Linked DNA regions of Mus musculus: region 1 is linked to region 2. Evidence: chromatin loops called from intact Hi-C (ENCODE). Cell type or tissue: gastrocnemius. All regions are shown on one strand. Each heading gives the region's core, and the rest is flanking DNA. Links, peaks and the distances in the headings are about the cores only.

What was found. A loop is a pair of places that touch in the nucleus more often than their neighbours do. Peaks named below come from ENCODE experiments on the same cell type or tissue, not always from the same donor. Only the 100,000 strongest peaks of a DNase experiment are listed, where the experiment ranks them.
Region 1: it touches region 2 in a loop (3-fold over the local background); 11 of 42 quality-filtered maps call a loop at or near these places.

The regions. Positions count from the first base shown.
Region 1 is chr6:69,508,234-69,521,120 of GRCm38, forward strand. It overlaps Igk. Among named protein-coding and RNA genes, the nearest start is that of Gm46962, 710 kb to the right of the region's middle. In gastrocnemius, for the core only: no CTCF peak of the experiment used is centred there; no DNase peak of the experiment used is centred there.
Region 2 is chr6:69,688,389-69,701,275 of GRCm38, forward strand. It overlaps Igk and Igkv4-50. Among named protein-coding and RNA genes, the nearest start is that of Gm46962, 530 kb to the right of the region's middle. In gastrocnemius, for the core only: no CTCF peak of the experiment used is centred there; no DNase peak of the experiment used is centred there.

The DNA.
Region 1 (12,887 bases), core at 2,813-10,812, 180 kb before region 2:
ATGTCCATATTGGAATCTAGAGGAAATACTACATTTACAGTGTTGTGTGCCAAATAGTAGTTTGTTTAGAATAAAAGAAGTACTATGACAAATGTGACGATTCTATTTCCAGTGGTTATAGACAAGAATAAAATAGTGTTCATACAGACACATTCATACTTATACCACATTTCATGACTTCATGAAATGAAAATACAGAGGTATTAAATATTCTCTGAAATTCAGTGAGATTACAAAAGATAAAATAATATAGAAGTTTCTTATGGTAATGACGGTATAAAGTCATTTATTATAAAGCCACAATACAACAAACTGTTGAATATCCAATGATGTTTTAAAATGATGGCACATTATGATATCTTGAGATCATGTGGCAGCTTTAGAGTTATAGATTGTTGCTACTGCTCAGAATCAAGGAAGAGTAGTGATACTACATATAATGGTAGAGTAAATATTAATTACTTGCAATTTGAAATCAGGTTTGCATTTAAAAATGCAATAATTTGGTAACCTTATAATGGAAAACATTACTTACCTGAACTACCAAATATACTATTAGTAAATTAAGAAATATTATAATGAATATCTCTATAATTTCAATACCATCGATATAGGCCTCACTGAGGTACCCCACCTGGCATAGCTTCTATTTTTCAATTCTTAGAGAAGCAACAGATTGCCAAAAATAGATTATGGTGCACAATCAGTACACTTTTTCCTTATTGAAATATTTAACTTTTGGTAATTTTGGTAAGTTTGGTTATCTCTTTGGTCTTCAGTTAGGTGGAATAATTGGGTTGAGGTAATTTATAATCATTTTCTTATTTTTTAAAAACTATAACATAGCCACATACTGTTTGCCCATGGAAGGAGTTACAGAGACAAAGTTTGGAGCTGAGATGAAAGGATGGACCATGTAGAGACTGCCATATCCAGGGATCCACCCCATAATCAGCTTCCAAATGCTGACACCATTGCATACACTAGCAAGATTTTACTGAAAGGACCCAGATGTAGCTGTCTCTTGTGAGACTATGCCGGGGCCTAGCAAACACAGAAGTGGATGCTCACAGTCAGCTAATGGATGGATCACAGGGCTCCCAATGGAGGAGCTAGAGAAAGTACCCAAGTAGTTAAAGGGATCTTCAACCCTATAGGTGGAACAACATTATGAACTAACCAGTACCCCTGAGCTCTGGACTCTAGCTGCATATGTATCAAAAGATGGCCTAGTCGGCCATCACTGGAAAGAGAGGCCCATTGGACACGCAGACTTTGTGTGCCCCGGTACAGGGGAACGCCAGGGCCAAAGGGGGGGAGTGGGTGGGTAGGGGAGTGGGGGTGGGTGGGTAAGGGGGACTTTTGGTATAGCATTGGAAATGTAAATGAGCTAAATACCTGATTAAAAAAAAAAGAAAAATGCAATAATTTGGTAGCCTTATAAATGGAAAACATTACTTACCTAAACTACCAAATATGCTATTAGTAAATTAAGAAACATTATAATGAATATCTGTATAATTTCAATACCATCTGTATAGGCCTCACTGAGGTTCCCCACCTGGCATAGCTTCTATTTTTCAATTCTTAGAGGAGCGATAGACGGCCAAAAGTAGATTTTGGTGCACAATCAGTACACTTTTTCCTTATTGAAATATTTAACTTTTAGTAATTCTGGTAAGTTTGGTTATCTCTTTGGTCTTCAATTAGGTGGAATAATTGGGTTGAGGTAATTTATAATCATTTTCTTATTTTTTAAAAACTATAACATAGTCACATACTGTTTGCCACTTCTTACTCCTTTATCCATACAAAGCCACATCCACTCCTTGCTCTTTCTCAGATTCATGGCTTCTTATTACCTCTATTCATACATAAATAAAGTCAGTTTGTTCGACTCATATTGTTTACATATGTAATATGCAATTCTCTTTGCAACAGATGGAAATCATTTCAAAAAAGACTCCACAAATAATCAAAATGTAGATACTAGGAGATCATGTTGTGACCACTCTTAAATTATCCAACTACAACACACTTTCTGCACCTATTGCCCAGGAATCATTGCAGAGTGGGTAAAAACATTTTAAGAGCCAGAGAAACTGCAGATTTGCTCTAAGATAGTGTGATGGTTTGTATATGCTCAGCCCTGATTTTGAAACTATTAGAAGGTGTGGCCTTATTGGAGTAGGTGGGTCATTTTGGATATGGCTTTAAGACCTTCATCTTAGATGCCTGAAAACCAGTATTCTGCTAGCAGCCTTCAAATGAAGATGTAGAACTGTCAGCTCCTCCCAAACCATGCCTGCCTGGATATTGCTATGTTCCCACCTTGATGATAATGACCTGAACCTCAGAACCTGTAAGCCAGCCTCAATTAAATGTTGTACTTATAAGACCTGCCTTGGTCATGATGTCTGTTCAGAGAAATAAAACCTAAAGCAGACTGTGTCTCCTAGAAACACTAGAGAAGCTGCATCCAGGTAGTCTAAAGGCTGATGCATAAACAAGACATGAACAAGGATGACTCCTGCATACATTTAAACATTGAAATGGTAATTCTTCAGGGATTCAGGGTATTCCACCCTAAATAAAGACTTATGATATAGATGTGGAAATTCTAAGAGTAGGAGAAATAACACTCTTAACTGGAATAGAACCACTGGGTAATCAGTAAAACAGGACTGTATTCAAACTCAGTGTTTTTTACTTTAGTTTACCACAAAGGACACTAGTAATAGGGAAACTGATTTTCTGAGTTTCTTCTGATGGAAGGGTCCAGCGGATCCTGCACCTTCTTATGTTGCTATGGATGTGCCCTGATATAATCTGTCTTCCAGGAAAAATGACCTGAATATGGAGACATCAAAATAGTACAGGATCTTGCAACTGATCTTAGATTCTCAATAAAACTTGATAGTAGGACTGCATTGATGAATAGAAGACACATTTTGGACACAGAACATGACAGAATCAAGTACTATGGACAAAGTACCTTCTAACAAGAGACTAAAGCTGGACAAATCAACCATTTTATGGTGTGACAACATTTTATAACATATGATGACTCTCTGGTAATGGGAAATTAAGTAAACATACAAATACCCAGGAATTTGGTTTCTCTGTTTCTTGTCTTTTGGTTATGGAAGCTTCGTTTTTAACTAATCAGAAGTCAATGGAGAAATACATAACTAGTCAGAATGATGACACAATCAGACCTGAATGCTTAGTTTAATATGGGGCATCTAACTTATATCTCTATCTAAAGTCTCAGAAAGTGTCATGGAATAGGTAGAGATTAAATGTAAAACTCAGAAAATAGGAGGAGAGCTATGAAATGCTGTCCTCTGGACACAATGTGCCTATTCCAATCATGAACTCAAGAAGCAGTGATTATCTGCAAGATCATGGCAGTCAAAATCTTGATCTAGATGACAAGTTCACCTCCAGGACTCAACCTATACTGAGCAAGTAGTGGTATAGTGGTTTCTGGAGATGCAGAGCCTTTAGTATTAGAGAATATAATATTATTCTCTAGTACTAAAGGTGAACATAGGGTTACCATGTTTCAGAAGAGGGAACCACATCCATGCTCATGTGGATATCACTACCTAGGATAAGTAGGTTATAAAGAAAAATATGAGGAAATTTGGAAAGATGGTTGTATTACATGGATGTAAAAAGTATGAGAGGGAGGAAATGAGAATAGACATGATAATAGTTTGTTGTGTATTTGAGTAAAACTCAAAAATATAGAAAATTTTAAAAATAAGCTTTTATCTGAATGCACAGATTGACTCTACATTATTAGTCTCCCCCCCTCACCTTCTTCATTGCTGTTACTACAGGAAAAAAACAACACATTAACTCTTTTTTTTTAATTTTTTTATTAGGTATCTTCCTCGTTTAAATTTTCAATGCTATCCCAAAGGTCCCCCATATCCACCACCCCAGAATCCCCTACCCACCCACTACCCCTTTTTGGCCCTGGCGTTCCCCTGTACTGGGGCATATAAAGTTGGCAAGTCCAATGGGCCTCCCTTTGCAGTGATGGCCGACTAGGCCATCTTTTGATGCATATGCAGCTAGAGACAAGAGCTCCGGGGTACTGGTTAGTTCATATTGTTGTTCCACCTATAGGGTTGCAGTTCCCTTTAGCTCCTTGGGTAATAACTCTAGCTCCTGCATTGGGGGCCGTGTGACCCATCCAATAGCTGACTGTGATCATCCACTTCTGTATTTGCTAGGCCCCGGCATAGTCTCACAAGAGAGAGCTATAAAAATAAATATAAATAAAAATATAAAATCAGCAAAATTTTGCTAGTGTGTGCAATGGTGTCAGCGTTTGGAAGCTGATTATGGGATGGTAACTTAATATTTAATAAAAATCTGTTTACCCATCAATATAGCTCTAGGTTTTCTTTGTCTATTTCCTAGTTTGGACTTACATTATCTGTAGCAGAAACCTCTCTGTCCCTTTTCTTTGCCATGTCCCCTTTCAGAATGACTGTCACTGTTTCCACTCTGTATTTTTCCTCTTTGATTTTACACTTCTCATTTATCTTTAAACTAGTATTCATAGCTATTACATTATTGTTTTGCACATGTTTCTAAATTTTGGGTTGTTGTGATAGGTGTTTATGCTTCCTATTTAAGCCCCTTTGAGAACTCAAATCATTACTCTGAAAATGGTCACTTTTGATGTCAGCAAAGCTTTGGAAAGAGACGTTCCTAAAGACAGATGGTCTTCAGAAATGGCAGATAAACATGATGCAGAACACTTGTGAGAAAGCACCTTTGTGGATTCTTTAGGATAAACAATCACACTTGCCTTCTCTCCCCAAGCACTTGGTACCTATACAGGGGCGACTCAGTTGTAGGGTTGCTTATGCTCCCACAGTGAGCAGTTAATTATGTTAATAATTTTCAAACCTGAGGACTTAAGAATGAATTGGGGGAGCAATCTCATCAATATACTAAAGAAATAATACACTGGAAATAAAAATTGGCAAATGGTGACTCTTAGGTGAGTTTCACACAAATTCTCATTTGATAAAAACCTCTTTCACACAACTGAATGATTAATCTTCCTTTTCAGATGGGTGTCAAAGATCAAGGAAATACAGAGGTAAGAAAGATTCATGCAAAATCTTGCTTGCATGTGCAATAGTGTCTGCATTTGATGACTGATTTTTGGATGGACCCCAGGGTGGGGCAGTCTCTGGGTGGTCCGTCCATCCTTTCGTCTTAGCTTCAAACTTTGTAACTCTTTCCATGGGTATTTTATTCCCTATTCTAGGGAGGAATGAAGTGTCCACACATTTGTCTTCCTTCTTCTTGACCTTCTTGTGTTTTGCAAATTGTATATTGGGTATTCTAGGTTTCTGGGCTAATATCCACTTATCAGCTAGTGCATATCAAGTGACAGTGCCTGGCAAATACAGAAGTGGAAGGTCACAGTCATCAATTGGATGGAACACAGGGCCCCCAATGGAGGAGTTAAAGAATGTACCCAAGGAGCTGAAGGGGTCTGCAACCCTATAGATGGAATAACATTATGAACTAATCAGTACCCCCAGAGCTCATGTCTCTAGCTGCTTATGTAGCAGAAGATGGCCTAGTTGGACATCATTGAGAAGAGAGGCCCCTTTGTCTTTCAAACTTTATATGCCCCAATACAGGGGAACGCCAGGGTCAAGAAGTGGGAGTGAGTGGGTAGGGGAGAAGGGCGGGGGAGGGTATAGGGGACTTTGGGGATAGCATTTGAAATGTAAATGAAGAAAATATCTGATTAAACAATTTAAAAAGGAAAGATTAATGCATAGCTGTTAAGATAGCATTGTCAAGATCCAAACATCATGAGACCATTAGCAAAATTAGGGCAGAATAAATGACCCACAGCTGAGTTCAGTTTTGTATTTGTGAAAGTAGAAGCCAATTCTCACATGGATCTCTAGACCTCAATTACTAGGCTTCTGGTACTGATCTCATCATGGTTCCACTAAGTTCAAAAGCAATCATTCTGCTACTTTACTACTCCCCAAACTTCAATAGTACAAAATTTAATTGAAAAGATTTAAAAGAAATGATTGAGTAAAAAAATTTGGAAGAATATACTGCCTCATGAATTAGAGGTAAAGGGAATTTGATGTTGATTACTAGAAATCTTGGATTATCATTTGATTATACCATAAAGAGAACACATATGAATTTGATTAATATGTAGCATTATTTTAATAGGTAAACATGGAGTAAAACTTCTTTTCTTGATATATATATCAAGGTCCCAGACTTTGTAGTCCCCCAGATCTTAGCATAACTGAGGCTGTAAACACTCAGTCCCAAGTGGGAAGTCTGAATCATATCCCTCTCCTTAGAGCTCCAAGAACCCCAGTAAAGAGGAGACAGAAGGAAGTAAGAGGCAAAAAAGAGATGGAAAACACCAAGAAAACCATGCCCTCGTATTTGATTTGAACAAAGCTCATATGAGCCCACAGAGAATGAGGAACATGTATAGGGCCTTCACACGTCTCTACCACTTCTTCTGCATGTATATTATGGCTTCCACTTTAATGTATTTATGAGATTCCTAAAGTATGCAAATAAATGTGTCTGCAGTGCTTGTGTTCTGTTGGATTCTTCTGTCCAGTTTCAATGTGTGTAGTGATAATGGTGCACAGCAGTATCAAACACTGAAAATAATCTTCCTCAGCCACGTAGAAAGGGTTTTCAGAATTGTCTATTTCATGAATCCTTCCTAATTCTCTGATTTCCATAAATTGAACCCTAAAGAATATGATACAGAAAAGAGGAAAGCTGAGGGGAGATATTGAGCTAAGGACATTACTCTTCATTCATTTTGGAGACAATTGAACCAGGGTGAGTTCTAGAAAACTTGGGGGGTTACAGTATATTAATTCATGTTCCAGAATTAGAGGAGGAGGCATATTTTCTCATTTTGTTTTATGTTCATGCTTGTTTTGATGCATAAATTACTATGCATGATTTTCATAGCACAAGGAAGCCAAAAGGAGATGTTAGATGTTGAATATTATGGATCTGGAGTTACAGAGGATTGTGAGTTTCCATGTGAGTTGTGGTAGATAAATTCAGGACCTCTGGAAAAACAGCCAGTGCTCTTAATAGCTGACCATCTATCTAGCCCTGGAAGAAGATAATTTGTTAAAGTCACCAGTATCACTACTTACCCCACATATGAAGGAACTGTGAACAATATTAGTAAATGGCAGAAAAGAGGATTTGAACAGAAAGAAAAAGTCCAAACAAGAAATACATTGCAGTCTATTGAGTAGTTTAGTAAAAATAAAACAATTAGATATTCTGAAGATGGTTCAACAAATGACATACACTTAAAAAAGAAAAATCGCTACAGTAGATATTCTGAAGGTGGTTCAACAAATGACATACACTTAAAAAAGAAAAATCGCTCTAGGGATATTCAAATGTCTACATTGGTTAAGTGCACAATTGGTAAAAGACAGTCTCCAACCCCCCATGACTTATTTGTTAGAATCAGTGGACTGACATCCTCCTGTTAGCAGTGCTATAAGTAAAAAAAAAAAAAAAAAAAAAAAATGGAAAGAGTTCAAGTTACAAACAGTTGTTCTCTTCATGTTCTTCATCTAAAGGAGAAATTGAAATAACACCAGTACTAGTATCTATTGCAATGCTGAAAAGGTATCAAAGTATTTTTATAATAAGGTCAGCCATTGGCAGAAATAATCAGCAGTAAATTTTTCAACATTCTCATGTAGAATGAGAGACCCAGACACAGAAAAGTTAAATTACTAAGAAAAATTAGACCTTCCCAGGCCCTGATTATTTGTGTTGGTCCACTACCCTCACTTGGAACATTTTGTTAGTCTTGTTGTACCCTATCCAGGAGTCAATCAATGTCTGGTCACAGAACAGCTATGAAGACTCCCTCCCAGTTTCTGGTGTTCTTGCTGTTTTGAATCCCAGGTATGGAAGGTTGACTATGGGTAATCTTTAACCATTTGTAATCATGACTTGGAACTTCAGAGAAGTCATTTTTGTCTTGATTAAACATGAATATTGTTTGTATGATTCCAATTACAGGCATAGCCGGGCACGGTGGCGCATGCCTGTAGTCCCAGCTACTCGAGAGGCTGAGACAGGAGGATCGCTTGAGTCCAGGAGTTCTGGGCTGTAGTGCGCTATGCCGATCGGGTGTCCGCACTAAGTTCGGCATCAATATGGTGACCTCCCGGGAGCGGGGGACCACCAGGTTGCCTAAGGAGGGGTGAACCGGCCCAGGTCGGAAACGGAGCAGGTCAATTACAGGCATAATATTTGGCATCCAGTTAGTCCAATCCTCTTCCTACTCATCTGCATATGTAGAGGACAGAGTCACCATTAATTGAATGGCAAATTAGGAGATTACTATATCATTAGCCTGATATCAGCAGAAACCAAGGAATGCTCCTAAACTCCTGGTATACCACACATTCAAGTTGAAATCAGGGGTTTCTTCAAGAATAAGAAGTCATGGATCATTTTGTAATTTCATTATTCTTTTCCACTTTTCATCTGGCCTAGTAGATGGACAGCTTTAGAAATAAAAATAAATAGTAATAAAATAGAGTTGGCATTCTCTCAAATGAAAGACAAAAGTTGTACATTATTTGGGTTGCAGTTATGCCTAAGGCTCTCTGTTCTGTGAATTTTCATGATATTCTGTAATTATGAAATAATGAAGCCTTTCTTAAAGGATATGAGATTGTGATGTCCAGGCTACAGATGGATGGAAAAAATGTCATTTTGTCTACTTTTCTAATAATAAAGCAAAAACTGCCATGGAATAACTGTGTGCTGGGTGAATTCTTTTGTAGGTGAAAGTAAACATTTATTCCAAATTATAGTGAGACCAACAATCATAAGCTAGCAAGAGAAAACTTATTTTGAACTTTGTTTTTTATTTACTTATGTATATGTCTGTATGCCATGTGTATATGCCAATGCCTTGAAAGTCTTTGTTTTTATAGTGTGCCATGTAGATATATACCAGTTGATTTGCAATGAGGTAAGGCCTCTCTAAGATACAATCTCACTACACCATAAATGAAGCCAATAGTGTTAGTAAATACTGAGATTTTCTAATATGCCTTGATACATGCTTGAATAAGAACCCTTGTTTCATAAATGTCATGAATCTTTTCTTTGGACAGTTTTGTTTTATACCCACTATAGACAGCCAAGGTAACAGAACACTAGATTAAGGCATTGCTCATTTTCAGATCTATAATATAACTATTATGCTATTTAGCATATATGGTGTATGTGTAGTGTATGTGCATTGATTATGTATACTTGTATGTGAACAAATTATGTGTGTGTGTGTGTGTGTGTGTGTGTGTGTGTGTGTGTGTGTGTATGAAAAGAGTTTCAGGAGAAGAATTGGTTTTTCCTGGATAAAGAATTCCTCAGGACATTCATAGAAGGATATAATTTTCTGTTATCCTTTAAGCACCTTGTATGAGAGGGAGACTCAAGAAATCCTTTATCCCTTTATTCAGTCTCCTGTGAAGTAAATACGAACAAACCCACAGAGATGAAATAAAAATCTTCTGTTGTTTTGAGAGGTTTATTCTACTCAAGGCAATCTGTTGGCCCTCTGGGGAGGCAAGAGTTTTAACTGTAAGAAGTATGGAATCCCAAAGGGCTACTATGCAAAACACTGTAAGTTAGAACTGAAAGTATGTTGTTATTAAGAAGACACCTTCTGTTTCCACTCTTCTTCACTGTATTATTAAATGTGATGAATAGCACTTTCTGTAGTGTACATGTCAAAATAGTTTATAATAAGAAATGAATGAAACTGGCTGGTCATATGACTGAACTACAGCTCACCATTGATACTCAAAGTAAATTTTAATAATGAATTCCCGGATCATTTTAGTGAACAAATCTTAGAGACACAAGGTCACACTAATGAGGAACATATTTAAGGAAGTTTGAAGAACAAAAGTCACAAACAGAAAACCTGAGACTTTATTCTTCTTTTGAATAAATGTCATAGTCTCATTTGAACACAAATGAACCCTTGATTAAGTATTATAAGTTGCATAGTGTAGACTGGAGCAGAACCTATATAATACAAACCCTGTTAAATATTATGTTTATCCAAATAGTTTTTGCATCAAAGATCACTCAGAGCCAGTAACAAAATAATATATGTTGTCAATATTCCAACTCATAAGGCATACCTTCCACCATGCTTTTTACTTTGAGCTAAATATTCAAATGAGTTTTGTTTTTAAATCCGATTTTCTAATTTTGGCTGTTTTTTGTGCATAACTATTTATTGAACATATTATATAGGCAAGTTTTGAGTATTCCTTTAACTAGGTTTCATAAGTTAAGGTTTCTTTATAAAGAAAAGAAACTGAGCTCATTCTGAAAAGTTTTTGAATGTATTTCAAACAACCCATTATAACTTCAATCTAATATTCCCCTCTTGGCAAAATGTATATCTAATATTAATTTTGGAATTGAATCTTTTTGGTGCCTTCTTCTTATTCATATGAGACTCTAGTACATGAGCAGGAATAGGTAATTTCAAAAACTCAAGCAGCAGCACTTACAGACAATGATCTGCAACTCTGGGAACACTCCTTTAAAATCAAGTAGGCTTTCTCCCAGGAATGCAGGGATGATTAGATAGATGGAAAACCATCAACATAATCCACTAAATAAACAACTCAAGGGAAAAAAAAGAAAAACACAGGATCCTCTCATTAGATGTTTAGAGCATTTGAGAAAATTCAATACCCCTTCATGGAAAAAGTCTTGGAAAGATCAGGAGTTCAAGACCCATACCTGAATATAGTTAAACCAGTCCCAAACCAGTAACAAGCATCAAACTAAAAGGAGAAAATCTTGAAGCAATCCCATGAAAATCAAGGTCTAAACAATGCTGACCACACTCTCCCTTTCTATTCAATGTAGTATAGATTCGAAATCCTAGCCAGAGCAATAAGACAACAAAAGGAAGTCAAAGGGATACACGTTGGAAAGAAAAAGTCAAAATAGCACTATTTGCAGATTTTATAATAGTACACTTAAGTGACCCCAAAAATTCCACCAGAGAGCTCTTATACCTGATAAACCACTTCACCAAAGTGGCTAGATATAAAATTAACTCAAATAAATCAGTAGTCTTCTACGAATAAAGAATAAATAGTCTGAGAATGAAATTTGGGAAACAACACCCTTCACCATAGTCATAAATAATATTGCATACCTTGCTGTGACTCTTACCAATCAAGGTAAAGATCTGTATGAGAAAAACTTCAAGTCTCTAAAAAAAAAAAATCAAAAAATATTTTAGAAGTTTGAAAGATCCCCCATGCTCATGGATTGGTAGGAATACTACAGTAAAAATGTCCATCTTGACAAAAGCAATCTATAGATTAAATGCAATCACATCAAAATTCCAGCTCAACTCTTCATACAATTAGAAAAAGCAATTTGAAAATTCATTTGGAATAACAAAAAAACCAGGGAAGCAAAAGCTATTCTCAACAATAAAAGACTTTCTGGGGGAAGCACCATCCCTGAACTTAAGCTGGACTACAGAGTAATAGTGGTTAAAACTGCATGGTGTTAATACAAAGACATGCAGGAAGATCAAAGAAATAGAATTGAAGACCCAGAAATGAACCCACAGAACTTTGGTCAGGTGAACTTTGACAAAGGAGCTAAAAACTTCCAGTGGAAAAAAGACAGCATTTTCAACAAATGGTGCTGGCTCAACTGGCGTTTAGCATGTAGAAGAAGGCAATACAACCCATTCTTATCTCCTTGTACAAAACTCAAGTCTAAGTGGATCAAGGACATCCACAAAAGACCAGATACACTAAACTAATAGGAGAAAAAGTGCAGAAGACCCTCCAATACATGGGCAACTGGGGAAATTTCCTGAACAGAACACCAATAGCTTATGCTCTATAATCAAGAATTGACAAATGGTACCACATGAAATTGCAAAACTTCTGTAAGGCAAGGAGACTGTCAATAGGACAAAACTGAAACCAACAGATTAGGAAAAGTTCTTTATTAATGATAAATCTAATACATTGTTAATATCCAATACATACAAAGAACTTAAATTTTACCCCTGACTATAAAATAACTCTATTAAAAGTAGAGTACAGAGCTAAACAAATAATTCTCAACTGAGGAATACCAAATGGCCAAGAAGCATCTAAAGAAGTGTTCAACATCCTCAGTCATCTAGGAAATGAAAATCAAAACAACCCTGAGATTCCACCTCACACCAGTCAGAATGGCTAAAATCAAAAACTCAGGTGACAGCAGAAGCTGACAAGGCTGTGCAGAAAGAGGAACAATCCTGTATTGTTAGTGGGATTGCAAGCTGGTACAACCACTCTAGAAATCAGTCTGACATTACCTCAGAAAATTGGACATAGTATTACCTGAGGATACAGCTATACCACTCCAGTGTATCCACCCATAAGATGCTCCAACATACAGCAAGAACATATGCTCCAGTATGTTCATATTATTTTTATTTATAATATCCAGAAGCTGGAAAGAAGGACCCCGATGTCCTTCAACAGAGGGATTAATAACGAAAATGTGATACATTTACACAATGGAGTGCTACTCACTTATTAAAAACAACGACTTCATGAAATTCTTAGGCAAACAGATGGAGCTAGAAATTATCATCCTTAGTGAGGTAACCCTATCACAAAAGTAGACATATGGTATGTACTCACTGATAAGTGGATATTAGCCCCAAATCTCAGAATACCCGAGATACATTTCACAGACTACATGAAGGTCAAGAATAAGGAAGAGTGGGTGCTTCAGTCCTTCTT
Region 2 (12,887 bases), core at 3,104-11,103:
TATTCATATGAGACTCTAGTACATGAGCAGGAATAGGTAATTTCAAAAACTCAAGCAGCACCAAATATTGACAATGATTTGGAGCTCTGGGAACACTCCTTCTTCAAGATCCAGTAGGCTTTTTCGCAGTAATGCAGGGATGATTAGATATATGAAAATCCAACAACATAATCCACTAAATAAACAAACTCAAAGAAAAAAAGAAAAAAACACAGGATACTCTCATTAGATGCTTAGAGCATTTGAGAAAATTCAATACATCTTCATGGAAAAAGTCTTAGAAAGATCAGGAGTTCAAGGCCCATACCTAAACATAGTAAAACCAGTCCCAAACCAGTAACAAACATCAAACTAAATGGAGAAAATCTTGAAGCAATCCCATGAAAATCAGGGTCTAAACAATGCTGGCCACATTCTCCCTTTCTATTCAATATAGTACTTGCAATCCTAGCCAGAGCAATTAGACAAAAAAAGGAAGTCAAAGGGATACAGGTTGGAATGGAAAAAGTCAAAATAGCACTATTTGCATATTATATGATAGTACAATTTAGGGACCCCAAAAATTCCACCAGAGAACCCCTATACCCGATAAACCACTTCACCAAAGTGACTAGATATAAAATTAACTCAAATAAATCAGTAGTCTTCCATGACTAAAAGGATAAACAGGCTGAGAATGAAATTTGGGAAACAACACCCTTCACAATAATCATAAATAATATTACATATCTTGCTGTGATGTGACTCTTACCAATCAAGGTAAAGATATGTATGAGAATAACTTCAAGTCTCTAAAGAAAAAAAATCAAAAAATATTTTAGAAGTTTGAAAGATCCCCCATGCTCATCCATTGGTAGGAATAATACAGTAAAAATGCCCATCTTGCCAAAAGAAATCTATAGATTCAATAAAATTCCACCAAAATTCCAACTTATTTCTTAATACAATTAGAAAAAGCAATTTGAAAATTCATTTCTAATAACAACAACAAAAAAAAAACAGGGAAGCAAAAGCTATTCTCAACAATAAAAGACTTTCTGGGGGAATCACCACCCCTGAACTTAAGCTGTACTACAGAGGAATAGTGATTAAAAACTGCATGGTGTTAGTACAAAGACATGCAAGAAGATCAATGAAATAAAATCAAAGACCCAGAAATGAACCCACAGACCTTTGGTCATGTGAACTTTGACAAAGGAGCTAAAACTGTCCAGTGGAAAAAAGACAGCATTTTCAACAAATGGTGCTGGCTCAAACTGGCATTTAGCATGTAGAAGAAGACAATACAACCCATTCTTATCTCCTTGTACAAAACTCCAGTCTAAATGGATCAAGGACATCCACAAAAGACCAGATACACTAAACTAATAGGAGAAAAAAGTGCAGAAGACCCTCCAATACATGGGCACATGGGAAAATTTCCTGAACAGAACACCAGTAGCTTATGTGAAATAATCAAGAATTGACAAATGGGACTACAGGAAATTACAAAACTTCTGTAAGGCAAGGAGACTGTCAATAGGACAAAACTGCAACCAACAGATTGGGAAAAGATCTTTATTAATCTAAATCTAATACAATGTTAATATCCAATACATAAAAAGAACTTAAGAAATTTTACCCCGGACAATCAAATAACCCTATTAAAAATAGGGTACAGAGCTAAACAAATAATTCTCAACTGAGGAATAACAAATGTCCAAGAAGCATCTAAAGAAGTGTTCAACATCCTCAGTCATCTGGGAGATGAAAATAAAAACAACCCTGAGATTCCACCTCAAACCAGTCAGAATAGCTAAGATCAAAAACTCAGGTGACAGCAGATGCTGACAAGGTTGTGCAGAAAGAGGAACATTCCTCTATTGTTAGTGGGATTGCCAGTTGGTACAACCACTCTGGAAATCAGTCTGACACTACCTCAGAAAATTGGACTAGTATTACCTGAGGATACAGCTATACCACTCCAGCGTACCCACCTATAAGATGCTCCAACATACAGCAAAAACACATGCTCCAGTATGTTCATATCAGCCTTATTTATAATATCCAGAAGCTGGAAAGAAGGACCCCGATGTCCTTCAACAGATGGATTAATAACGAAAAGGTGGTACATTTGCACAATGGAGTACTACTCAGTTATTAAAAACAATGACTTCGTGAAATTCTTAGGCAAACAGATGGAGCTAGAAATTATCATCCTGAGTGAGGTAACCCTATCACAAAAGAACACATATGGTTTGTACTCACTGATAAGTGGATATTAGCCCCAAATCTCAGAATACCCAAGATACACTTCACAAACTACATGAAGGTCAAGAAGAAGGAAGAGTAGGTGCTTCAGTCCTTCTTAGAAGAGAGAACAAAGTACAGGAGCAACTACAGAGACAAAGTGTGTAGCAGAGACTGAAGGAAAGGTCATCCAGAGACTGCCCCACATATAGATCTATCCCATATGCAGACAGCAACGTAGGACAGTGTTATGGTTGTCAAGAAGTGCATGGTGACAGAAGCCTAATATAGCTGTCTCCTGAGTGGCTCTGCCAGAGCCTGACAAATACAGAGGAAGATGCTCACAGCCAGCCATTGGACTGAGCACTGTATTCCAATTGGAGGTGTTAAAGAAAAGACTGAAGGAGCTCATGGGGTTTGCAACTCAATAGGAAGAACAACAATATCAACCAAACAGTGCTCCCAGGGTCTAAACCACCAACTAAGGAGTACCCATAGAGGGACACATGGCTCCAGCCTTATATGTAGCATAGGATGGCCGTGTTGGGCATAAATGTGAGTAGAGGCCCTTGGTCCTGTGAAGGCTGGATGCCCCAGTGTGTGAGAATGTGAGGGCAGGGAGGAGTGAGTGGGTTGGTGGGTGGGGACACACCTTTATAGAAGCAGTAGGAGGAGGCATAGGGGGGTTCCTGGGGGAGGGGGAAAAACCTGAGAAGGGGGATAACATTTGAAATATGAATATATAAAATATCTTTTAAAAAAGTGGCCCTCTTATTTTCTTGTTTGTGCTTGTCATATTCTTCTTCCTTCAGAAAGAAACATCTTCTATTATTCTTTTGAAGATAGATTTTTATATTTCAGTAGTAATGGCACTAAATCATCTGTGCTGTTACATAAAGCAAACAAATAATGACATTGGTCAAAGAGCTCATTGTAGATGAAGGATGGGATATCTCCCCCAGGACAGTATTGAAATTAGTGTTTGGTTCTAAGGAAACATTTAAAAGCACAATAATGATTGTCTTGGTCCTGTTAAAAATGAGGGATGTCTGATTTTTTTTTTAACTCATTCAGGTTTATTTAATTTCTTCTGTCTTTGAGTGTTTTTTCTTCATGTATATATGTGCACCGCATTTAAGTTTGGTATCCAAGAAAGTCAGAAGAAGGCTTTAGATCCTTTGGGACTGTGATTACACATAGTATTAAATCACCATATGAATGTTGGTAATTGAATCCAGGTCATCTGCAAGAGGAAAAATGCTGTTATCTGGGTTGGTGAGCAGGGGGAGGGGGAATAGGATAGGGGATTTCCAGAGGGGAAACCAGAAAAGGGAATAACATTTGAAATGTAAATAGAGAAATATTTAATAAAAAGTGCTCTTATGTGTTAAGTCATCTTTCCATTTCCTGGGACTTACTATTTTAAAAAGTACTAGTCATCTCTGGTATTGTTACTATAAGCTTCTAGTGGAAATGGATCATCCTATAACAGGAAAGTGCATTGCTAGAATCCAGAGTTGTGGGAGACTTTGTTCTCCATTTCTGAAGACAGAGGAATTGCTGGATTGTCAGGATCAATAGGCTAAATGTGTATATAGTCATTCACAAGAGAACTCTAAAGGAGGCAAGACTTGGGGATCTTCCTGGAGGCCAAGTAGATCAAGGGTATAAAGAATGCTCATTTTCAAGTATTAAGCTCCAAGATTGGTAATGGTGACTGGAAAACTATGTGTGAGTGGTGCCATATTTTTCTAAAATAGTGAAAATGGAGGTAAGATTGGATATTGTCTATTTTGGAGTCTAGAGAAAAAACTACACTCACGGTGATCACTGAAAAATACTATTGTGTATAGAAAACAAAACTTTTGTTGAAAAAATTTACCATTGACAAAAAAAAAAAATCTCCAGCAAAACTGCAGTATTCTGGTCTGCTTAAAACACTTGGGCACAGCCCAGTTAAGTTACTAAAATAAAGAGCCTATGTCTGTGCCCAGCCCTGCCCAGGCTCTCATGATTTGCATGTGTCCACCGCACTCACTCAGAACTTCTTCTTTTTTTATTAGAATTCGTTTTTTTTAATTAGATATTTTCATCATTTACATTTCAAATGCTATCCACCTTCCCAGTTTCCCCTATACCCTCCTGCCACCCTGCTTCCCAACACACCCACTCCTGCTCCCTGGCCCTGGTATTCTCTTGTACATTCTTCGCAAGACCAAGGGCCTCTCCTCCTGTTGATGGCCGACCAGGCCATCCTCTGCTACATATGCAACTGGAGACACAAGCTCTGGGGGGTACTGGTTAGTTCATATTTTTTTCCACCTATAGGGTTGCAGATCCCTTCAGCTCCTTGTGGAATTTCTCTAACTCCTTCATTGGGGGCCCTGTGCTCCATCCAATACATGACTGTAAGCATCCAATTCTGTATTTTCCAGGCATTGGCATAACCTCACAAGAGACAGCAATATCATTCAGAACTTCTTAATAGTCTGGTCACACCCTGTCTAGGAGTCAGTCAATGACATGTCACAGCACAGACATGATGTCTCCCACTCAGGTTCTGCTGATCTTACTATTCTGATTCCAGGGTAAGGAAGGATGTCACGGGAAGTCATTTGACCCTTTGTAATCAGTGCTAACTGGAAATTCAGAGAAGTCAGTTCTATCATGATTAACCATATATATTGTTTGTATGTTTCCAATGACAGGCCTGGTATGTGACATCAGCATGACACAATCACCATCCTTGTCTGCATCTCTAGGAGACAGAGTCATCCTTACCTGCAGGCCATATGAGGGTATTAATGATTGGTTAGCCTGATGTCAGTAGAAACTAGGGAATGTTCATAAACTTCTAATATACCATCCTATCAGTGCGGAATCTGGAGTTTCTTCAAGGTTCAGTGGCAGTGGTTTTGGGAAAGATTTTACTTTTACCATTATCAATCTGCAGCCTGAAGAGATCGCTACTTATTACTGTCAACAGTATTTTAGTATTTTGTTTTGTTGTCTACTACAATGAAACAAGCCATGACATAAACTACCAAAGAATGAAGCAGAATTCCCAGCTGCCTATCTTGTTTCCACCTACTAATATTATTTCTCAGATACAGTCAGGCTATGAAAGTTACTGTGCACTTAGTGTTCAGAGGCACACATAATCTTCTTTGACCATTAGTTTCTCTTTTTCTCCTTTAGTACCTGCAGCACAGTTGTGACAGAATTTCACAGGATGTGTTTAAGGTGATATATTAAACATGATATATGATAAGACATTTAATACAATTCATATGCCCCAGTACAGGGCAATGCTAGGGCCAGGAAGCAGGAATGGGTGGGTTGGGGAGCAAGGCAGGGGGAGGATATAGGGGACTTTGGGGATAGCATAGAAATGTAAATGACTAAAATATATAATTTAATAAAGCAGAAAAAGATAATACATTTAAGATGATTCTAACTGACTATATCAATTGTGTTTAGTTTATAAGAGTACAAAAAATTGAAAAGATATCAACCATTTTCAAAAAATATTCAAATATATTATTTCTTTATTTTTTATTGGAAATTTTCTTTATTTACATTTCAAATGTTATGCCATTTCTCCGTGTTCCCCAATCCAAAAAACCCTATCCCACCCCTCCCCTTGATTCTATGAGGGGGTGCCCCTACCCACCAACACACTGCTTCCTCCCAGCCCTCACATTCTCATATATTGGGGCATCAATCCATCACAGGATTAAGGGCCTCTTATCACATTGATGTCCAACAAGACCATCCTTTGCTACATATAAAACGGGAGTCATGGGTCACATCATGTGTACTCCTTGGATGGTGGCTTAGACCCTGGGAGTTCTGGTTTGTTGATATTGTTTTTCCTCCTATGGGGTTACAAACCCTGTGAGCTCCTTCAGAACTTTCTCTAACTCCTCCATTGGGAAAACATGCTCAGTCCAGTGAGCTGTGAGCATCTACCTTTGTATTTGTCAGGCTCTGGCAGAACCTCTCAGGAGACAGCTATATCGGGCTCCGGTCAGTATGCACTTCCTGGCATCCACAGTAGTGTTTGGGTTTGGTGTCTGCATATGGGATGGATCTCCAGGTGGGGAAGTCTCTGGATGGCCTTTCTTTCAGTCTCTGATACACACTTGGTCTCTGTATTTGCTCCTGTACTTTGTTCCCCCTTGTAAGAAGGACTGAAGCACCCACACTTTGGCCTTCCTTCTTCCTGATCTTCATGTGGCCTGTGAATTGTATTTTGGGTATTCTGAGCTTTTGGCCTAAAATCCATTTATGAGTGAGTACATACTGTGTCTGTTCCTTTGTTCCTGATGCTGGACCTTCTTTCCTCAGACTTCCCCATTTCCATTCCTACAGTTCTTTCAGACATGATCAATTATGAATCAGAGATATGACAGTGGGATGGCAACCCCATCACTAATTTATTCTTAAAGTACTCCATAGAATCATTTTAAACCCTTCTGGTTTTTCCCCTTATTAATTTGTACTGGATACAAGCTTTCTACTGTGGTTTTATTTTATATTAAGAATTTGCTGAATCTTTACATATGGTATAGTTCCTAGAATATGGATAGGATATTGAAACAGCACCCTAGGAATATATTACTTTGAGTCCTATAATTCCAAAAGGATGAAGCACAAAATCAACACTCTGTTTCTCACTATATCCCTATGCCCTATAGCTCTGCATAAAAATTCTCTTACTGTTGCTTTATTATAATTCTTACAACTATCTACACTATTTTTATTAGATATTTTCTTCATTTACATTTCAAATGCTATCCCAAAAGTCCCCTATACCCTCTCCCAACTACCCACTCCCTGCTCCCCTACCCACTCACTATTCGCCTGTACTGTTCACATATAAAGTTTGCTACACCAAGGGGCATCTCTTCCAAATGATGGCCAACATAGTACTACCGGTAGATTCAGCAATACCTCTCCTGGACATATAACCAAAAGATGTTCCAACTGGTAATAAGGATACATGCTCCACTATGTTCAAAGCAGCCCTATTTATAATAGCCAGAAGCTGGAAAAAACCCAGATGTCCCTCAACAGAGGAATGAATACAGAAAATATGGTATATTTACACAACGGAGTACTACTCAGCTATTATAAACAATGAATTTATGAAATTCTTGGGGAAATGGATGTATCTGGAGGATATCATCCTGAGTGATGTAAACCAATCACAAAAGAAGTCACTTGATATGCACTCACTTATAAGTGGATATTAGCTCAGGAACCTAGGATACCCAAGATACAATTTGCAAAACACAAGAAAATCAAGAAGGAAGACCAACGCATGGATACTTCATTTCTCCTTAGAATAGGGAATAAAATACCCCTGGAAGGAGTTGCAGAGACAAAGTTTGGAGCTAAGACAAAGGATGGACCACCCAGAGATACCCCACCTGGGGGTCCATCCCATAATCAGCCACCAAATGCAGACACTATTGCATATGCCAGCAAGATTTTGCTGAAAGGACCCTGATATAGCTGTCTCATGTGAGGCTTTGCCAGTGCCTGGCAAATACAGAAGTGGTTGCTCACAGTCACCTATAGGATGGAACACAGTGAGCTAGAGAAAGTACCCAAGGAGCTGAAGGGGTCTGCAACCATATAGGTAGAACAACAATATTATCTAACCAGTACCCCCCAGAGCTCGTGTCTCTAGGTACATATGTAACTATCTACACTGTTAAGAAGAGAGATTTACTTAACTGACAGAATTAGAGGCTGGGCATACAAAATTGTGTACTCTCATCTATCAGTCTCTGTTGGTAAATCTTTGAAATTGTCACAACATGGTGAATGAAACCTTGCTTGGCTCTTTTCAGAAATAGAAATCACATCACATAATTAGAAAGAGACTGACACACAAGGGAGGATGAGTTTCTCCTGGGTCTAAAATGCCACCATTAAAGACAGAATCTTTGTATCCTTACTGCACTTACAACATCTCAGACTATTACAAAGGAGCCACTCATCTTCTGTCTCATTCCATGTGTGATGATGAGGCTATATGTCCTTAAACACTGAAGCATAACTATTTCCATGTGAGAAATGGAAGAGAATTAAAGCTCCTTCACACAACTATGCCATGTTCTGATAACCTTTCTTCACATTTTGTAAAGGTATTTCTTGGTATTTTTTTTAATTAATTAATGTATTTGCTTACATCCCAAATGCTGCCCCCCTTCCAAGTATACTCTCAGAGTTTCTCACTCCTTCACCTCCCCTTGTTTTCTGAAAAGGGTAGCACTGGTATCAACCACCCTCGCATATCAAGTCCACTGTGAACAAACAAGGCCAGGTTCCTCAGTCCACCCTGTGTATGCTCTTTGTTGGTAGCTAAGTGCTTGAAAGCAGCCAAGGGTCCAGGTTAGTTGACTGTTGGACTTCCTGTGGAATTCCTACCCTTTCAGGGCTTTCAATTCTTCCCCCAACTATTCCATAAGAGTCTCCAACCTCAGTCCAATATTTGGCTGTGGGTTGGGTAGAAACTCTCAGAGGACAGTTATCCTAGGCCCTACCTGCAAGCATAACAGAGTATCATTAATAGTGTCAGGGATTGGCATTTACCAATGAGATAGATTTTAAGTTGGGCCAGTTGTTGGTTTTTCATTCCCTTGAGTCTCTGTTCCATCTTTGTTCCAGTATTGTTTTTAAACAGGAACAATTTTGGGATGAGAGATTTGTGAGTGGGTTAGTGTCTTTATGCCCCTACTGTGGGTCCTGCTTGTCTACAGGAATGAGCCTATTCTGTGCATTCCTAGAATTTTAATTGTAACTTTCTGTACCAAAAAGCTAATTACTGGCAGAATTTTGCTATTTCATATTTATGGCCTTTCACTAGGTTCATATCCTCAAAGTCTTAGATAACCAAAGAGATGTATCAGATGTTGTGATGCAGCTGATTGTTTATAGTAAAGATTTTATGACCAAGAGCTGGGGAAGGAAGCAGGGGTCAGAACTTCCAGGCTGACAGACTGATCTAGAAAGAAGAAAGCAAAAGTAAGAAAATTGAGAGCAGACATGGAGGGGAACAGACATGAATGGGGCCTAAGCAGAGATATATAGATCTAATCACCTGGCAGATCAAAGGCTGGGCATTTGGGTTAAGCTTGAATGATAGCTTCTAGTATGTTCCAGTGAAAGCTTATTAGAACCCTCTCTGTCTTATTTACACATGTGGTAGGTCTGAGAAAGTCCCACTATAGTGCTGTGTTTCAGGAGGTGCTTTAAACCACAGGTTGCAAACTGTGCCTCATGGGATTTATCCTCAGTCCTTGACTCTTCCACATTGCAGTCAACATTGGTACACCTCAAACATTTTATGGAATCCTATTTTTCTTTTCAACAGAAGCCTGCAAAGGAGTTCAGAGCCTGGCACCTGCTCCTTAAGATCTTTTGCATGGCTAACTTCCTTGACTTCTCATCAAAATATCATGAGATACTTTTACACATACTTAACCCTGGTGTTCTGTAGATGCCTCAGACTACTGACCCTGCCATATGTTCCCTCTTGACATAGCCATTGTCTTGAAAAAAATGAAGGACATCTTTAACAAATACCCATTTAACTATTGGATTTTGTATTTTCCTTGCTGTATTCTACCAACATGAAATCTGTTCCATCTCCTAATGTAACCATTCACAATGGCAGAGTCTCCTCAAATTGACTTCATCCAGGAACATGGATGGAACTGGAAAATATCTTCCTGAGTGAGGTAACCCAGACACAAATGGACATGAACACTATGTATTCACAGATAAGTGGATATTAGCCAAAAGTACAGAATACCCATAATACAACTCATACCAAACCTAGACCCAATTGCTGATGCCAAGAAGTACTTGCTGACAGGAGCCTGGTATAACTGTACCCTGAGAGGCTCTGCCAGTGCCTGACCAATACAAATGTGAATGCTTGCATCCAACCATTAGACTGGGCACACAGACCCCAATGGAGGAGTTAGGGGAAGGATGGAAGGAGCTGAGAGATTTTGCAGCCCTTTAGGAAGAACAACAATATCAAACAACCAGATCCCTCAGAGCTCCCAGGGACTAAACCACCATTCAAAGAGTATACATGGAGGGACCCATGGCTCTACCTGCTTATGTAGCAGAGGATGGCTTTGTTGGGCTTCAATGGGAGCACTGACCATTGGTCCTGTAGAGACTCAATACCCCAAAGTAGAGAAATGTTATGGTACTGAGGCAGGAGTGGGTGGGTTGTTGGGGGAGCTCCCTCATAGAAGCAGGTGGGAGGGATATGGTATAAGGAATTTGTGGAGGAGAAACCAGGAAAAAGGATAACATTTGAAATGTAATTAAATAAAATAACCAATAAAAAATTAACAACTCAAAGACAGTTTGAAGTTTAACAGTCCAATTGCAGATGCTCCAATCTCATTTAGAAGGGTGAACAATTTATTCATGGGAGGCAGAGTAAAGGAGGAACCTGGGTTGGAGGTCAGAAGATGGGGAGGATGAGGAATGGATGGAGACAATAAAGAAGCCCGGAAGGCCATGAGAATAATTAAAAGTATCCAGCTGCCATGATTGGGGTTGGTGGAACCTCCAGAAAGTCCCAACGACCTATGATATTAGATGCTTCCAGGATGCAACATTGATGAACATATCCAAAATATGCAACAATGAGATCAAACCTGAAGAGACCACCTCCAGTACATATACATGGTCCCCAGTGGATAGATAGGGCCAGCCACCCATCTTCAAAATTTTTGATCCAAAATGTCTCCTAGCTAAAGGAACTATACATAAATGTAGAAGGGTTTCCTTTTTGATTTATATGTGTACAGATTTTGCCTGAATCAGTGTTCTTCTGTGTGGTCAGGGCTTCTCAGAAGCCCATGATCCTCTATACACAGTCCTTTCTTTGATAGGACTAAATATCAAACTGCTGATTTTGAAAAAAATTATCATGACAAATTTATATATATATATATATATATATATATATATGTGTGTGTGTGTGTGTGAGTGTGTGTATGTATGTATGTATATATGTATGTATGTATGTATATAGTGCTAAATACATATTAATATCTTGACACTTCCTGTGATGGTGACACTTTCTCCTAGAGATGCAGACATGGAGGCAGGTAACAATATCTGATGGATTTCATACCAAACACCAAAAATTGGAAAATTGAAAATAAACTATTACATAATTATTCCTGTTATTGTCATTTAAATTTAAATGTAATTGTACATATAAATACTTTAAATAATTTGTGTTTCCATTTAGAACCATAAAATTTACTTATGAAATTAATTATTTACAGTAAGGTACACACACACACGAATGGATTCAAAGATAGATGATGATGATAGATAGATAGATAGATAGATAGATAGATAGATAGATAGATTGATAGATAGATAGACAGAGATAGATAGACAGAGATAGATAGACAGAGATAGAAAGATAGATAGATAGATAGATAGATAGATAGATAGATAGATAGATATAAAGAAAAAATAATGTTCACTTATTAGTTCTCTATTGCCTTCTTGGTTTGTTAGTGGAATGTTTCAATTACTTGTCATGAGAGTAGAAAGAAAATATACATGATTGTCAGTAGTTTTGTTTTGTTTGGAGATAAAATCATTTCAAGAACATATTAACAGGACAATTTAGTGGAAAAGAAGGTCTGCTAATAAAAATCAGAAATTAGATCACGATGGATACTATTTTTGTAGGATAACAACAGCAGTTTATTGTGAGTAAATGACTAGGCTGAAACAAATACCACCTACCAAGAAGATTCTAAAATCAGTGAAAGTAGCAGAAAATAGATGTCAAGGTACATGGGGACCACCAGTAAAATAGGTGAAGAGGGCCTGCCACACTTGTCTTCAACAAACAGAACAAAAATTGAGAATAAATAAACACTGTAAAAGTAGACTATTTGAGAAAAGTGCTGAAGTACAGTTGAATATTATAGAGACAGTCATCCAAAGTTGCAAAGGACATTGTAAAGCAGAACACACTGTGTGGACTACTGCAATCAAATCACTGGCCACAGTTTTTCTCTAGAAGGAAGTAGCTGGGCCCTAAGGACTTAGAGGGTTTTTGTTCCAGTCTGTATCACTGTGTGGATGGGGAACTAGTAAACTGCTGGCAGTAATAAGTGGCAGCATCTTCACCCTCCATGCTGCTGATTGTGAGAGAATAAGAGTTCCCAGACCCACTGCCACTGAAGCGAGCTGGGACTCCAGGAGCCAGGTTGGATGTGTAATAAATCCATAGTTTGGGGGAGGCATCTGACTTCTGCTGGTACCAGTACATGTAATTTACACTTGAGCTGGCCCTGCAGCTCATGGTGACCTTCTCCCCTAGAGATGCAGACATGATTGCTGGAGACTGGGTGAGCACATTTTCTCCTCTGGACATTACAACTAGAAAAAAAAGCAACATAGAGAGAAAAGGATTAATAGAGATACAAAAATAATTTTATACCACCCTACATTCAGTAGAAAGAAAGAAAAAAGTAAATGTTAGACTCAAAGTTCCCAGGGAAAAGAATTTTGGTTGAATTCTGATTTCAGACTCTCTGCTCTCTGTTACCTGAGATACTGATTAGCAGGAAGCTGAAAATCTGCAC